Linked DNA regions of Homo sapiens: region 1 is linked to region 2. A link is an interaction called in ENCODE POLR2A ChIA-PET data of the cell type or tissue named here. Cell type or tissue: B cell. All regions are shown on one strand. Links, peaks and the distances in the headings refer to the core of each region. The heading gives the core; the rest is flanking DNA.

Region 1 (7,732 bases), core at 1,494-6,493, 150 kb before region 2:
AGGGGCTCAGACTGTGTGGGCCAAAGGCCAAGGATCAACCAAGGCCCAGGCTGCAGCTCCAGCTTCAGTTCCAGCTCAGGCTCCTCCCAAAGGCTCTCAGGCCCCTACAAAGGCTTCGGAGTAGGTATCTCTGTCTGCCAACGTGAGGACAGAAGGACTGATGCAACCCCCCTGGGCTGCCGTCTTTATGGGGCTGGGGTCCTCCTGTGCTATTAGTACAAATAAACCTGAGGCAGGGGAAAAAAAAAGAAAGAAAATTCTTGGACCTTGTCAATTAATATGTGAGAGCTCACTTAAAATTACAGTTGACCCTTGAACAGTGCTGGGGTTAGGGGCACTGAACCCCAGCCCACTCCCACTGTGCCCCACAGTCAGGAATCCAAGTGTAACTTTTTTTTTTTTTTTGAGATGGAGTCTTGCTCTGTCACCCAGGCTGGAGTGCAATGGTGTGATCTTGGCTCACTGCAACCTCTGCCTCCCAGGTTCATGGGATTACAGGCGCGCCGCCACACCCAGCTAATTTTTGTATTTTTAGTAGAGACGGGGTTTCACAGTGATGGCCAGGCTAGTCTCAAACTCCTGACCTCAGATGATCCACCCACCTCGGCCCGCCAAAGTGCTGGGATTACAGGCATGGACCACTGCACCTGGCCCCAAGTATAACTTGACTCCCCAAAAGCTTAACTACTACTAGCCTACTGTTCACTGGAAGCTTCACCAATAACATGATTGGTCAATAACTATATATATATATATATATATATATATAAAGCTCTTTACCCTCATCATCCTCACTTTGGGCTGAGGAGGAAGAAGAGGGGTTGATCTTGTTTGGGTAGCAGAGGCAGAAAAAAACCTGTGTACAAGTGGACCTGTGCATTTCAAGCCCCTTTTGTTCAAGGGTCAGCTGTATTGAGTTTCTGTTAAAACCTTTTTTTGTGTGTTCCATTCTAAATTGAATTAAGTTCTCCAAAGGAACAATTTAAAAATTTTTTTAAATTTTTTTTATATAGATGGGCTCTTGCTATATTGCCCAGACTGGTCTTGCATTCCTGAGCTCAAGTACTTCTCCTGCCTCAGCCTCCCAAAGCGCTGGGATTATAGGCATCAGCCACCGTGCAATGACCCAAGAAACAACTATGACATACCGAAAAATTCTTTATCTAGATAGGTTTTGGAGGTTTGAGCTGTAGATCTGCCATGTGATATTGACTGGGTCATCTACAGTCAGTCAGTTCCTTAATGTGTGTAAGCCCATCTGTTTCCTCATTTAGAACATAAAAAAAGGATTGTTCTAATGGGAAGGAGAGTGCTGAATAGAAAGATTTAGGGCTGCCTACCCTTCTTTTGCCAGCTAAATACTCATTTCCATTTGCCTTTGCATACTGAGCTTTTGGGTAGGGTTTTGTTTGAACAAGGGTTCCCTACTTAAAAGTGTCACTGGCCTCATTGATCCTAAGGACTTTTAGTCCTGGAATTTTAAGACCTATTTTCAAAGGATAGTAGCTAGAAAAAAAGCATTCCAGCAGTTTGATATTGTGTCTACTACTTGCCTTCCTTTCTTGTTTTTCCTATTTTTCTTTCATCTTTTATTATTTTTATTTTTAGCGGCAGGTTCTTGCTCTGTCACCCGGGCGGAGTGCAGTGGCTATTCAGAAGTATGATAATAGCACACTACAGCCTCAAACTCCTGGACTCAAATGATCCTCCTGCCTCTTAGCCTCCTGAGTAGCTAGGACTGCAGATGAATACCACCTCTCCCAGCTGCCTAGTGTGTTTTAATCACTATTTTTGCCCTCTGTGTCTGAAGGTCAAATGTTTTAGAACGTATTTATAAAGCACTAGTTAATCCTTACTCTTCACTTTTAAAAGCAGCTTAATCTTATCTTTGGCACTGAGCATATATCCTGTGAATAACATAATGGCTGTTATCAGAGAATAAAGATGACGCTGCATTGGATATGTCTTCATTAAGATATATTACAGTGTCCATGCTTAGCTTGGACTAAAAAAAAAAAACCAGAAAAACGTACGTCACAGATCACGAGAAATGTGCTTTTTAACTTGAAGGGAAACTGAATTCATGGTATACTAGAGCTGCTTTATACTGGCTTATGAGATAATGTAATAATGCTAGGTAGCATTTTAAGCTGGACAAAATGTTAGAGATGTATATAGCCCTATTCCTACTAATACAAATTAGACTGTTGAATCTCAGGGGAGTTACTGGAGTGTCCTAACTTCCAGTTCTTCTGAGAATCATTATCACCCTTATGTCAAGGTCAAATCATGCCCTCTCACACACTCCACATCGTTTCATTTGATACTGGAGAGCCATCCTGTACTTCTTCACTTGTTGGCATTTTGCCTCATAGACAAGCTGAAGAGCTCTTACATAAATATAAGTAACCTATTTGTATTTAATTAGATGCTTACGATTCAGGGTGTTCTTATTCTCCCTTTTGAATCTGTGGATTGCAGGATAAAAACTTGCTGGAAATTATTAATTTGTGGCCAGGCGCAGTGGTTCACACCTGTAATCCCAGCACTTTGGGAGGCCAAGACGGGCGGATCACCTGAGGTCAGGAGTTCGAAACCAGGCTGGCCAACATGGTGAAACCCCATCTCTACTGAAATACAAAAATTAGCCAAGCATGGTGGTGTGTGCCTGTAGTCCCAGCTACTTGGGAGGCTGAGTCAGGAGAATTGCTTGAGCCCGGGAGGCAGAGGTTGCAGTGAGCTGAGATCATGCCACTGCACTCCAGCCTGGGTGACAGAGCGAGCCTCTGTCTCAAAAAAAAAAAAAAAAAAAAATATATATATATATATATATACATATATATATATATATATATATATATATATACATATATATATATATATATATATATATATATATATATATATATATATAAATTTGTATCTCATTTCGGAGTAAATGCTTGAACCCATGTAAAGTATGTGGGTTATTCCTTGGCTTTAGTCAGTGGTCCCCAGCCTTTTTGGCACCAGGGACAGGTTTCGTGGAAGACAGTTTTTCCACAGACTGGAGCAAGTAGGGGGTGGGGTGGGGGTGGGAATGATTTTGAGATGATTCAAGTGCATTACATTTATTGTGCACTTTATTTCTATTATTATTACATTGTAACATATAATGAAATAATTATACAACTCACCTTGATGTAGAATCAATGGGAGCCCTGGGCTTGCTTTCCTGCAACTACCTGCTTCCATCTGGGGGTCATGGGAGACAGTAACAGATCGTCAGGCATTAGATTCTCATAAGGAATGCACAACCTAGATCCCTCTGATGTGCAGTTCACAGCAGGGTTTGCGTTCCTATGAGAATCTAATTCTGTTGATCTGACAGGAGGCTGAGCTCAGGCGGTAATGCCAGCTTTGGGGAGTGGCTGTAAATACAGATGAAGCTTCACTTCGCTTCTATACTGGATACCGGTCAGTGGCCCAGGGATCAAGGATCCTTGGCTTTAGTCATTTCTGGACCTAGATCTTTTTTTTTTTTTTTTTTTTTTTTTGAGATGCAGTCTTTCTCTGTTGCCCAGGCTGGGATGCAATGGCGTGATCTTGACTCACTGCAACCTCCACTTCCCAGGTTCAAGTGATTCTCCTGCCTCAGCCTCCTGAGTAGCTAGGACTACAGGCATATACCACCATGCCTGGCTAATTTTTTTTAGTAGAGATGAGGTTTCACCATATTGGTCAGGCTGGTCTCGAACTCCTGACCTCAAGTGATCCACCTGCCTCGGCCTCCCAAAGTGCTGGGATTACAGGCGTGAGCCACCGCACCTGGCTAGATCATTTTGTTTTAAAGTATATTTAAGCTGTACCTAAAATATCATTAAGTCTTGGTTTTCTCATGATCTGTCACTGTTCACCAGGGATTTTTGCTGTCAAGAATGAGTGTCTTCATAACTTTCATCATTTAACTTGGTGTTCAGTGTATGCACACAGGTAAAATGATGCTTTATTGTGTTACTGTTTTTGTTTCTAATTTCAATCTCAGATGGCTCTTAAAATTTTGGTTGACTGGCCGGGTGTGGTAGCTCATGCCACACCTGTAATCCCAGCACTTTGGGAGGCCAAGGCGGGCGGATCACTTGAAATCAGGAGTTTGACACCAGCCTGGCCAACATGGTGAAATCCTGTCTCTACTAAAAATACAAAAATTAGCTGGCCATGGTGGCAGGTGCCTGCAATCCCAGCTACTCGGGAGGCTGAGACAGGAGAATTGCTTGATCCCAGGAGACGGAGGTTGCAGTGAGCTGAGATCACGCCACTGCACTCTGGCCTGGGTGACAGATGGAGACTCCATCTCAAAAAAAAAAAACAAAATTGGTTGACCAGTATTAACATAGCATAAACTAATGCATGTTTTAGTGGGATTTTTATTTTTAATTTTATTTTTTGAGATGCAGTCTTGCTCTGTTGCCCAGGCCAGAGTGCAGTGGCGCAATCTTGGCTCACTGCAACCTCCGCCTCCTGGGTTCAAGTGATTCTCCTTGCTCAGCCTCTGGAGTAGCTGGGACTACAGGTGCCCGCCACCATACCCGGCTAATTTTTTTTGTATTTTTGTAGAAATGGGGTTTCACCGTATTGGCCAGGCTGGTCTTGGACTCCTGACTTTGTGATCCGCCCATCTCGACCTCCCAAAGTGCTGGGATTACAGGTGTGAGCCACCATACCCTGCCGGATCAGTTTTGACAAATGCATATGTTGGTGTAACCTACATCTCTGTTGAGATAAGGACTATTTGATTTTTTTTTTGTATGCACACATTGCTCATCCTTGGTAAGTTCTATTCTGTGACAGTGTTAGTTTTATTTTATTTATTTATTTTTTAAGTCTGTCTTTTGGATTACAGCTAAGCCTTATTTTTCTCCCCAGTCCCCAGTTAAGCATTATTTTGGTGTTGGTTTTACTATAGATTAATAGTCTGTTTATCACCATGAGGTACATTATAGGATTTATCTGACAAAATTATCAGATGGTGGTTGTGTTGCAGGTGATGGTAGTAAATATGGTATTCAGTGATAATTGAGATCTTTACCTTGCTCTCCTTTGAAGAACTAAAATACTGCCTTTTTCTTGTCGGTGTGAGCAGTGGGGTATGTTATGGCCCTTTAATGGGGATTTTGGAAGTGCTACACAAAACGGTTTAGCTGAAGAGAGTACATTTCAATCCTCAACATAAAGGGAAATGGAAAGAGCATTGTATTATGAGTCAGGGTTCTGCCTGTGATGCCATCTAGATTTGAACCTATTAATAGAATGAATTCTATAATTTGTAAAGTCAGTTCTTACTTGTAAAAGGGTTTTCGAAAGCCCAACAAGGTCTTAAGGGTTTTTTAATGTGTAGTATATATTGATGGAATCAGTAGGACAAAAGATGCCTCTTGTTCTCTGATGTAATGATTTGTTCTAATTTTAAGGTATAATTGCCTTTTATTTATTTGTAATGTTGATAAGTACTTTTGAAATAAGGGAATAATTGGTTGAATTCAGTGTGGCTAAACATTCTTTTTTCCCTCTGCATGCAACAAAAAGAGTCCAATATTATCCAGGCATTGCATACGGTCTCATTTAATCATTACACCAATCTTGTAAGTTGGTGTTTCTTATAAAGTATGTGAGTCAAAGTGGTTAATTTGCCTAAAGTCACACAGCTGATGTGTGATTTGTACAGGTCCTACTGCATCTTTCAGCTCTACCAGTGGTTCTCAAATTTTGCTGCAAATGGAATCAAATGGCAAAGTTAAAAAAAAAAGACAACTAATCCCTAACTGCAAGTATTTTGATTTAATTAAATTGGGATATGACGTAGGTATCATGATTTTTAAAAGCTCCCCAGGTGATTCTGATATGTAACAATTAATAATTGTTATTAATCCCCAAAATATAGTATATTAATAATTAATAACAATAATTTTTGCTTTGCTACTCACCCCCATCAACCCCCATCTTTTCCTAGAATTACAACCTAATAAGGCTATACTCTTTTCTTTCTTTTTTTTTTTTTTAAGAGTTGGGTTCTTGCTCGGCCGCCTAGGCCTGGAGTATAGTGGCTCAATCATAGCTTACTGCAGCCTTGAACTCCTGGGCTCCAGTGATCCTCCTATCTCAGCCTTCTAAGTAGCTGAGACTACAGGCATACACCACCATACTTGGCTAATTTTTATTTTTATTTTTTAGAAATAGAGTCTCACTGTGTTGCTCAGGCTGTAAGGCTGTGTTCTTAATTTATATATTTCCTCTTAGAATTAATTCAGGAAATCCTGTAATAGGCATCATGATACTGGAAAGTACCAGAAAGTACATATAATCCCATGTAATCAAATGCTTTGATTTCTGGAAAGTGTCTAAAATCGATGTATGAAACCATTTACCTCTTCACATGTTTCAGATGCATTCCTACAATAATGCATTCTAGAAACTCCTTGAAGGAGAGAACTGTCTTACTCATAGAGGTATCTTGTGTTTCTTATTGTGCCAAGTACAATAATGAAATTCTACTTTTATTATATATCTATATACATTTAATTTTTTCTTTTTCTTTTTTTTTTTTTGAGACGGAGTTTCGCTCTTGTTGCCCAAGCTGGAGTGCAATGGCACAATCTCGGCTCACCGCAACATCCGCCTCCTGGGTTCAAGTGATCCTCCTGCCTCAGCCTCCTGAGTAGCTGGGATTACAGGCATGCGCCATCACACTCGGCTAATTTTGTATTTTTAGTAGAGACGGGGTTTCTCCTTGTTGGCCAGGCTGGTCTCGAACTCCTGGTCTCAAGTGATCCAGCTGCCTTGGCCTCCCAAAGTGCTGGGATTACAGATGTGAGCCGCTGTGCCCAGCCATTCACTGTTAGGTTGAGTTTGGTTTTGTGTTTGGCTGTTTGCCCTTGATTGAAATTATTACCACCAAGCTGTACTTACAGAAATCCTAGTGTTCCCATTTTTGAACCTCCATAATATTATTTTTTATCCCTCTTAGAGAAGTGAGTGTTGTTAGCTTCTATTCTTCAAACGAGAGCTCTGATAGTTTGAGACTCTCTTGGTGAATTTAACATACAACACCTTGTACAGTACGTTGAAGAGAACAACCATTTCTTTCATTCAGTTGACATTCACCTGAGGGTACCTACCCTGTGCCAGTCACAGTTTAAGAAACTGGACAGCCGGGCGCGGTGGCTCATGCCTGTAATCCCAGCACATTGGGTGGCCGAGGCGGGCGGATCACCTGAGGTCGGGAGTTCGAGACCAGCCTGACCAACATGGAGAAACCCCGTCTCTACTAAAAATACAAAATTAGCTGGGCGTGGTGGCACATGCCTGTAATCCCAGCTACTAGGGAGGCTGAGGCAGGAGAATCGCTTGAACCTGGGAGGCGGAGGTTGCAGTGAGCCAGGATCGCGCCATTGCACTCCAGCCCGGGCAACAAGAGCGAAACTCCGTCTCAAAAAAAAAAAAAAAAAAAAAAAAACTGGGCACACTTCATTGAACAGACAATGATTTTGTGAGGCTTGCATTCTTTTTGAGCATCTGCTGTGAGCCTGGCATGTAATTGTGAATTTGTCTCCTGCTGAAAATTAGGAAGGATGTCTAAATCTCAAACTATGTGAGGACATAAATGTTTACTTAAGAGGGTAGCATATTGAGATGAGCCCCAAACAGTACCCTGAAACATTTAGAGATTGCCTTAGTTAATTGCAACAGTAGGACC
Region 2 (7,732 bases), core at 904-5,903:
ATCATTCTACAGCGGGCTGCCTCATTCTTTGAATGGTTGGATAGGGTTCCACTGCACGGAAGTGCCATAAGTCATGCAACCCATCCTATAAGGATGAGCACTTTGAGGATGCTATTGTACTAACAGATTCCTTTAACACAAATACAAGATAGAAATTAGAAAAGATAGAAGTAAAAGTCCTTTGTGATTACAAACAATGCTGCAAAGCCTGTCCTGGTCTTTGTGTCATTTCCACATGGGGCTGCCTCTGTTGGACAAAGGCGTAGAAGAGCGATTGTTGGATCAAAGTCCTTGTGCATTTGTGATTCTCATAGATATTACTCTATCCCGTTACCCACCTCCCTCATGGAGGTTGTAACCATTGTGTACTCCCACTTGCAATGTACAAGAGGCCTGTGTCACAGAAATTTTGAGTTTCTCCAGGCAGCCTGGGAGAGAGAGTAAGGGGATGAGAAGCTGGGGAAGAGGGCAGGGCATGGGGAGAAAGGAGGACATCCTTTGAAGGAGGAGGCCTGGGAACTGTAGGAGGCTGAGGACTAATGTGAGACAAGGCCGATGAGAAGTTCCTGGGGTCACGACAGTGACCTTTAGGCTTGCAGAGCTTATAGCCAATGGTGAAGTCATGCACACCAGTCAGTCACCCTCCTCTATTGCACACCGGCCAGTCGCCGTCCTCCATTGCACACAGTTCAATCACCCTCCTCCACTGACAGCTCAGTGACGGGCCTGCCATGCTTCCAGAATTGCATTCCCAGGAATGACACTTGAGAGATGAAGGAGAGGTGCTTAGGGGGCCCAGTGGTTGGAGGAATGGGTAGTAGCCTCAGAGACAGGAGCCCAAATCAGGAGCCAGCACTGTGAAACAGCAGGCTGTGCCAAGGACTAATTTAGGAGAAACTTAAGCCCCCTAAAACTCTAAAATTGGGAAGAATTCCCTGCATTCTCTGATTGTGTGGGTTGGGAACTGAAGCCATTTTATCCTGGTGTTAAAGGAAAGAGACTTTGTGCCTGGGGCAGGCAGTCACTTGGTGACACCCCCGTGGCTGAGGTTCTCCATGCCTCTAAGCCTGGGTGTCTTTCTCCCTGCTCTTCCCAGTCCCGACAGGCTGGGACCATCCCACCCAGAGTTAAGAGGCTTTGTGTTCAAAATCCTGGTCCAACGCTGGGCGCAGTGGCTCACGTCTGTAATCCCAGCAGTTTGGGAGGCCAAGACGAGCAGATCACCTGAGGTCAGGAGTTCAAGACCAGTCTGGCCAACATGGTAAAATCCCATCTCTACAAAAATACAAAAATTAGCTGGGGATGATGGCAGGTGCCTGTAATCCCAGCTACTCAGGAGGCTGAGGTGGGAGGCTTGAACCTGGGAGGTGGAGATTGCAGTGAGCTGAGATAGCGCCATTGTACTCCAGCCTGGGTGACAGAATCAGGTTCTCTCAAAACAAAACAAAACACAAAGGAAAAACTCCCCACAAAAAACCAAAATCCTGGTCCAGGGGTCCCAACCCTTTTTGACCATAAACTCCTAACAATAAATAACAGTTTATTAAAAAAATTTTAATTTAAAGTTATTTTTAAAAATAAATATTTATTTATAAATTCTATAAAGAGCTATTATACTAATATGTTCCTTTAACACAAATAAAAAATAGAAATGAGAAAAGACAGAGGTAAAAATAGAAGACCTGATAGTCTTCCTAAGCCTCAAATGACACCCTACTTTGGAAATCACTTACCTAGCTTTAAGCGTTTTCAGAGCTGGGTTGGCGAAGGGACTTGGAGGGCCTTGTGTATCTCTGTGTGTGTGTGTGTGTGTGTGTGTGTGTGTGTGTGTGTGTGTGCTAACTCAGGGATGGAGGTGCTGTGAGATTTGGAAAACTTGGGACATGATGAGGGTTTGGGGGGGTTTCCTTAAGTGGTGGGGGCCCAGGCTGAGCTTGCAACAGAGCCCTGAATGAGGAGGGGGGTGTCACTACGTGGTAGCTGGGCTGGACCTTAAGCATCTGGGCGTGGGAGAGTCTTCACAAGACCCTTGTATCCCAGATTGGCTGCATGAGACTGGGAGCCTTTCATCTTCATAATGATCCCATTCTGTCCCCGACCAGTCCCCACCTGTTGCCTCCTTAGATCATGAGCTTAACTATAGTGACGGACAAAGAGATGGAGCCAGGCCCCTGACCCATCTTTCCCCAGGGACAGGGAGGGGGGGGGTCACTAATACCAGTAATAGCAGGGGAATTCAATTTGACATGGATGACTAGAGTAACATGATAATTATTTCACCTGCCTCCTGTAGAACAAATTCATATTCACCACCCATGTATGAAAGGGTTATGGCACCAGAGACGTTATTAGAAATGATTTCCAACTGGGAGCAACTCGGTTAGTGGGACTAGGGAAAATTAAATATCCCCTTCCAGGCCTTGGCTGAAGTTGACTCTGTTTGTCCTCGTCTCCCCTCCCTGCCTTGAGGCCCCAACCCCTGCCCATGTCTCCCGGTCTGATACTCCTCAGCCATGCTCAGGGCTGCAGGCTGACTCCAAGCCTTCGTAAACCACCCAGGACCGTTAAACAAATCCTATAATTAGAAGCCAGGTTGCATTAACGAAGTGAAAAATGTAACATTACCATCTGTTTGTTCACTGGATGCTCAGCTCATGTCCCATGATCCAGAGGATTTGTGACCTTGGGTTTCTAAGAAGCCTTAATAAGGTAATGTTTATAGGACTCTTAACTTTACAGCTCTGCTGGAGTACAACTCTGTGAAATGAGGACAAGCTATAATTCCAGGAGATCCCCTCCTCCCCATCCCAGTGCTGAAGAATGTTGTCCCCTTATGTAGTACATGGAAAGCCCCATGACTGGGATTAAAGGAAGTAGATTCTGGTCCCAACTCTGACACTGAATTGCTGTGTGACACTCTATCAGTCTCTTTTCCTCTCTGGACTTCTGTTTTCCCATCTGTAAAAGAGAGGAGATGATGGCTCTTGTTCCAAAAGTCCCCTCCAATTCTGACATTCCAGTTTGATTTCTCTGTCTCTCTGCCATTGAGTTTTATATCAAGCAAAGTTTCTTTTCCAAATTTGATCTTCCTTCTTTGGACTTCTCACAAAGACTTGGTAATGAAAGTTGAACTGGATAAATCTAGTTTGGGGTTAGCAAGACACATAGACCTTTTTCTGCCTCAGCTTTGAATCTCTCTGATGGGATAAAAATGCATCAAAAATAATATGACATTGACAATTAATTAGGAAGAGACAATTCCTTAACTCTTCAAAGAAATTAAACTGGTTAAAGCAAGGAACAGTGGAAAGAACCAGGGTTGTTCTCTCTGGAGATGGTAGCCACAATTAAGTGAACAGAATATTCTGCCAACTTCCTATCAGCCGACATTTACTGAGTTCTTCCTGTGAACTAGACTTTACGTTATGGCCTTACACCCATCCTCTCAGCCTCATAGCAAACCTGTGAAGTCAGTACTTTCTCATTGTCCTCATTTAACAGATGAGGAACTGACAATTAAGGAGATGAATTTGCTCAAAGGAAATATGTGGCTGGGGCAGAGACTCCAGAACCTGATTTTTGACCTCTGCAGATCTGTTGTCTACAGACCTCTGACTCTGTTTTTGTACTTGTGGAAGCAAGTGTTGTGATGAAGTTTCCATCACCATGTCTCTGCATGATTCTGATAAGCGCAGCATGCCCTGCTAGCCTGCACAGGCTATGTAGCATAGGGATAAGGACACTTTTGCTGGGTCGAGCCTCTTAGATTTGGGGGTTGCTTGTTACTGCAGTGCAACTTGGCCTATACTGACCGATACTGCTTGCCTTGGGGCTGAGGGAACAGTTTTGCTCTGTATATTCGCAAAGAGTCAGTTTGCAGTCAGCAGATGGAAGAAGCAGGGAGACAGACATTTAAAACGCTAATAAAAGGCTGGGGAGCATATACAATAGTATCACTGAGAAGCCAGCACAATGATCCTGATGATCCTGTTGAGCTTGAGTCTAAGAAATTGACTAAAAAATGAGAAGATTTGTAGGTGATTCTGGAATGCCAGGGTCAGAGCTAGCTCTGTGGTTGAGATAATGGGATAGAATACAAGGGAATCCCAATATGGAAGACAAGAATTTATGAACATAGCCATGTGATGGCCAGACTGAAGGGCCAAACAATCCTAGGTTTTTCTAAGAGCACACTGCTGGGGAGAGAAAGATCAGGGTCAGCCTGACCCCTGAATTCTCTCCAGAGCTGACTCAGAAAACTTATCCCTCTGGCATGGAGCCCTCTCACCAGACACATTTCTCTCCAATGTAGATTTGTCCATAAAGCACAGCTGACCATGGCAGAAATAACTTGGATATCCTTCGGTGCTCTGTGTCTGCTGCCTAATGACAGGCACCCACCTCTAACTGCTGCTGGTTCCAGTGCTCATTCACTTTCCCTAAGCTGGGGCAAAGGTTAGGGTAGCTGATGGTTAAAGGGACCTCAGGGGCCCAACTTACATCCCAAGCTCTGTCCCTTTTCTCCTCACTGTATGGCCTCAATTTCTTCTTCTGTAAAATACTTACATTCACGTGTTGATCCAGCAAGTAAATAAAAGTCATGGATGTAAAAGTGTTCTTTTTCTTTCCTTTTTTTTTTTTTTTTTTTTTGAGACAGGGGCATGCTTTGTCACCCAGGCTGGAGTGCTGTGGTGTGATCTCGGCTCACTGCAGCCTTGACCTATTGGGATCAAGTGATCCTCTCGCCTCTCAGCCTCCTGAGTAGCTGGGACTACAGATGCATGCCACCACGCCTGGCTAATTTTTAAATTATTTTTTTGTAGAGACGAGGATCTCGCTATGTTGCCAGAACTCATCTTGAACTCCTGACCTCAAGCAATTCTCCTGCCTCGGCCTCTCAAAGTGTTGAAATGACAGGCATAAGCCACGGCGCCTGAGCTAAAAGTGTTTTTCAAATTGTAGAGTGCTTCAGGGGTAACCCTTTTACCATCACGCAATTGTCATCAGCATCTGCGTGGGTCCTTGGCTGGACACCTTCCATCTCCCACAGCCATAAACCTTGAAGCTGCCTTCTCACATTAGAGCAATTACCGAGGCTTCTTTCCTGGGAACCAGACTTTGGAAATGGTCAGATTCCACACTAGCCATTTCTTCCTCTTTCCTCACAGTATTTATGAGAACTGACCTTCCAATGGAAATTTGGCAAGATTTCACATTCTGGAGACATTGTACCTTCCTCCACATGCCCCGAGGGCTGAGGTCATGGGCTTCCCAGAAGATCCAGCAGTTCCCATGCATGCAGGAGGTGCACAGGACTGAGAGGAGAGGGGCCCAGCAAGAGCCCCTGAGCTGTGGGCTGGTCCTAAAATATCGATACTGTTAGATTCCTCATCCTGCATTAGAACATAAGCTCAGGAATAGGCCACGCACAGTGGCTCATGTCTGTAATCCCAGCACTTTGGGACGCTGAGGCGGGTAGATCACTTGAGTTCAGGAGTTCAAGACCAGCCTGGCCAACATGATGAAACCCTATCTGTACTAAAAATTCAAAAATTAGCCAGGCATAGTGGTGCATGCCTGTAACCTCAGCTACTTGGGAGGCTGAGGCATGAGAATCGCTTGAACCCGGGAGGCAGAGGTTGCAGTGAGCCAAGATTGCACCACCGTGCACTCCAGCCTGGTGACACAAGAACTATTTTAGTTGTTCACCACTATATCCCCAGTGCCTGGCACATAGTAGGTGTTCAATATATATTTGTGAAATGAATTGGAATGAACCCTCCTCAATAACTCTCAAAGGTCCTTCATCGTCCATAGGCTAATTCCTTGAAGGTCACAGCTCCTAGAAACTTATAGAACATCCTAGGCAAGATATTTAAACCTCCACCAGAAGCAGCTTGTCAACATTGCCTCCTAACAGTTCAGGCCACAGAGATAAGCTCCTGCAGGGAGTCCAGGGGGAGATTCACGCCTGTGAGTTTTCTAGGGGTCAGGAGGATGAGGATAGAGGCCTTGGCTACGGCCATCAAGGGTGATGTGATGTGTGTCAGAGTTGCTGCCTGTGCTCTAAGTGTTGTGTTGTGCACAGCTCTCAGGACGTTCCTCTGCTAATCCTGCCCTAATCGCAAGCCAGCCCCAAGCTCCCTGAGCCAGGTGCTGAGAGCCGCATCTGTGAGTAAGACATGCTTGCTGTCTGTGAACAGCTCCTACCTGATGGCTCTTAAAACAATAACAAAACACACACATACAAGACACCACCCACAAATTTGCACTCACACAATACACCAAAACAACCACAATAAAAACAGCACTCTCTGACCCAACAACAGAGGCCAATATGCAAGGCAGACTTTGATAAGTACCATCGGTTTGTAGCTTAATGTTCGGGGTGCAGGCCTTTGAACCCAACCTGCAAAAGAAGTCCTTTCTGCCCCACCCATGAGCCCCTGCCACCCATGAGCCCCCAGGACTCCTCTCCCTACGCAGCTGCTGGGAGATGTTGACGTTTTCTTCTCACGTCCCCACAGATGTGGCCTCTTCCTCTGCCAGGAGCGGCTCTGGGGGGCTGAAGAGGACTTTTTTTGTTCTGTACCCGTTTCCTGCTTCTGCTGAGGGCAGGGTTGGGGCCTTCCACCCAAAACAGACCCAGACCCACCCAGCCAGAGGAGACGCTGACAGCTTTGGGGGAAAAGTCAGAATTCCAGATCTTGTGAATCCAGACGTCCTGTAAACTCTGAGCAGAGGATAAACATCCCCCGGGACTGAGGGGAGGACACTCCAGTGGGCAGGGGGCCTGGCGCCTCTGTCTGCCCTGGAGACAGGCTGTTTATTCCACGTCCCCCACAGGCTCTCTCGCACTCCTTCCTGTCCCAGGTCTGGGTGAGTTACAGCAGGCCTGACAGCCCCACATGGGGGCCTGAGGCCTTGGACATCAGATCTGGACCTCTCAAGGCTAGAAGGGAACTTTAAAAGCTCAAAAACTGGCCGCGTACGGTGGCTCACGCCTGTAATGCCAGCACTTTGGGAGGCTGAGGCGGATCATGAGGTCAGGATTTTTTTTTGTTTTTTCTGAGATGGAGTTTCATTCTTGTTGCCCAGGCTAGAGTGCAATGGCACGATCTTGGCTCACTGCAACCTCTGCCTCCCAGGTTCAAGCGATTCTCCTGCCTCAGCCTCCTGAGTAGCTGGGATTACAGGCATGCGCCACCACGTCCGGCTAATTTTGTATTTTTAGTAGAGACGGAGTTTCTCCATGTTGGTCAGGCTGGTGTCGAACTCTAGGTCAGGAATTTAAGACCAGCCTGTCCAACATGGTGAAACCCTGTTTCTAATAAAAATACAAAAATTAGCTGGGCATGGTGGCGCATGCCTGTAATCCTAGCTACTTGGGAGGTTAAGGCAGGAGAATTGCTTAACAGGGACCTGGGAGGCGGAGGCTGCAGTGAGCTGAGATCATGCCACTGCACTCCAGCCTGGGCTACAGAGCGAGACTCCATCTCAAAAAAAAAAAAAAAAAGCTCAACAACCCCTCCACCCCACAACACACACCTGGGCCACTCCTTCCTCTTCTAGAATCTCCTGGCTAGTGTTCTGCTCTCTGCTGATAGAGAGATCACTCTTTTCCAGGGCAGTCCATTTTATTTCTGGGACTCTCTGGCAGTTAGAAAGTGCTAGAATTGAGCTGACTAGAATTGCTCTGTGCCACCTGATTGGGAAGAACTAAGGACAATGC

The links. Peaks named below come from ENCODE experiments on the same cell type or tissue, not always from the same donor. Only the 100,000 strongest peaks of a DNase experiment are listed, where the experiment ranks them.
Region 1: POLR2A ChIA-PET joins it to region 2 with 5 read pairs; 5 of 35 experiments call an interaction of 5 or more read pairs at or near these places.

Annotation. Positions count from the first base shown.
Region 1 is chr5:149,537,775-149,545,506 of GRCh38, reverse strand. All of the region lies in intron 2 of CSNK1A1 (casein kinase 1 alpha 1), which reads left to right. It also overlaps the pseudogene RPL29P14. Among named protein-coding and RNA genes, the nearest start is that of CSNK1A1, 9.8 kb to the left of the region's middle. RefSeq lists an enhancer at 1-614 and a silencer at 4,331-4,534. In B cell, for the core only: no CTCF peak of the experiment used is centred there; no DNase peak of the experiment used is centred there; H3K27ac peaks cover 424 bases.
Region 2 is chr5:149,384,694-149,392,425 of GRCh38, reverse strand. It overlaps a transcript of IL17B not described here. Among named protein-coding and RNA genes, the nearest start is that of IL17B, 9.3 kb to the right of the region's middle. RefSeq lists an enhancer at 6,763-7,263. In B cell, for the core only: no CTCF peak of the experiment used is centred there; no DNase peak of the experiment used is centred there.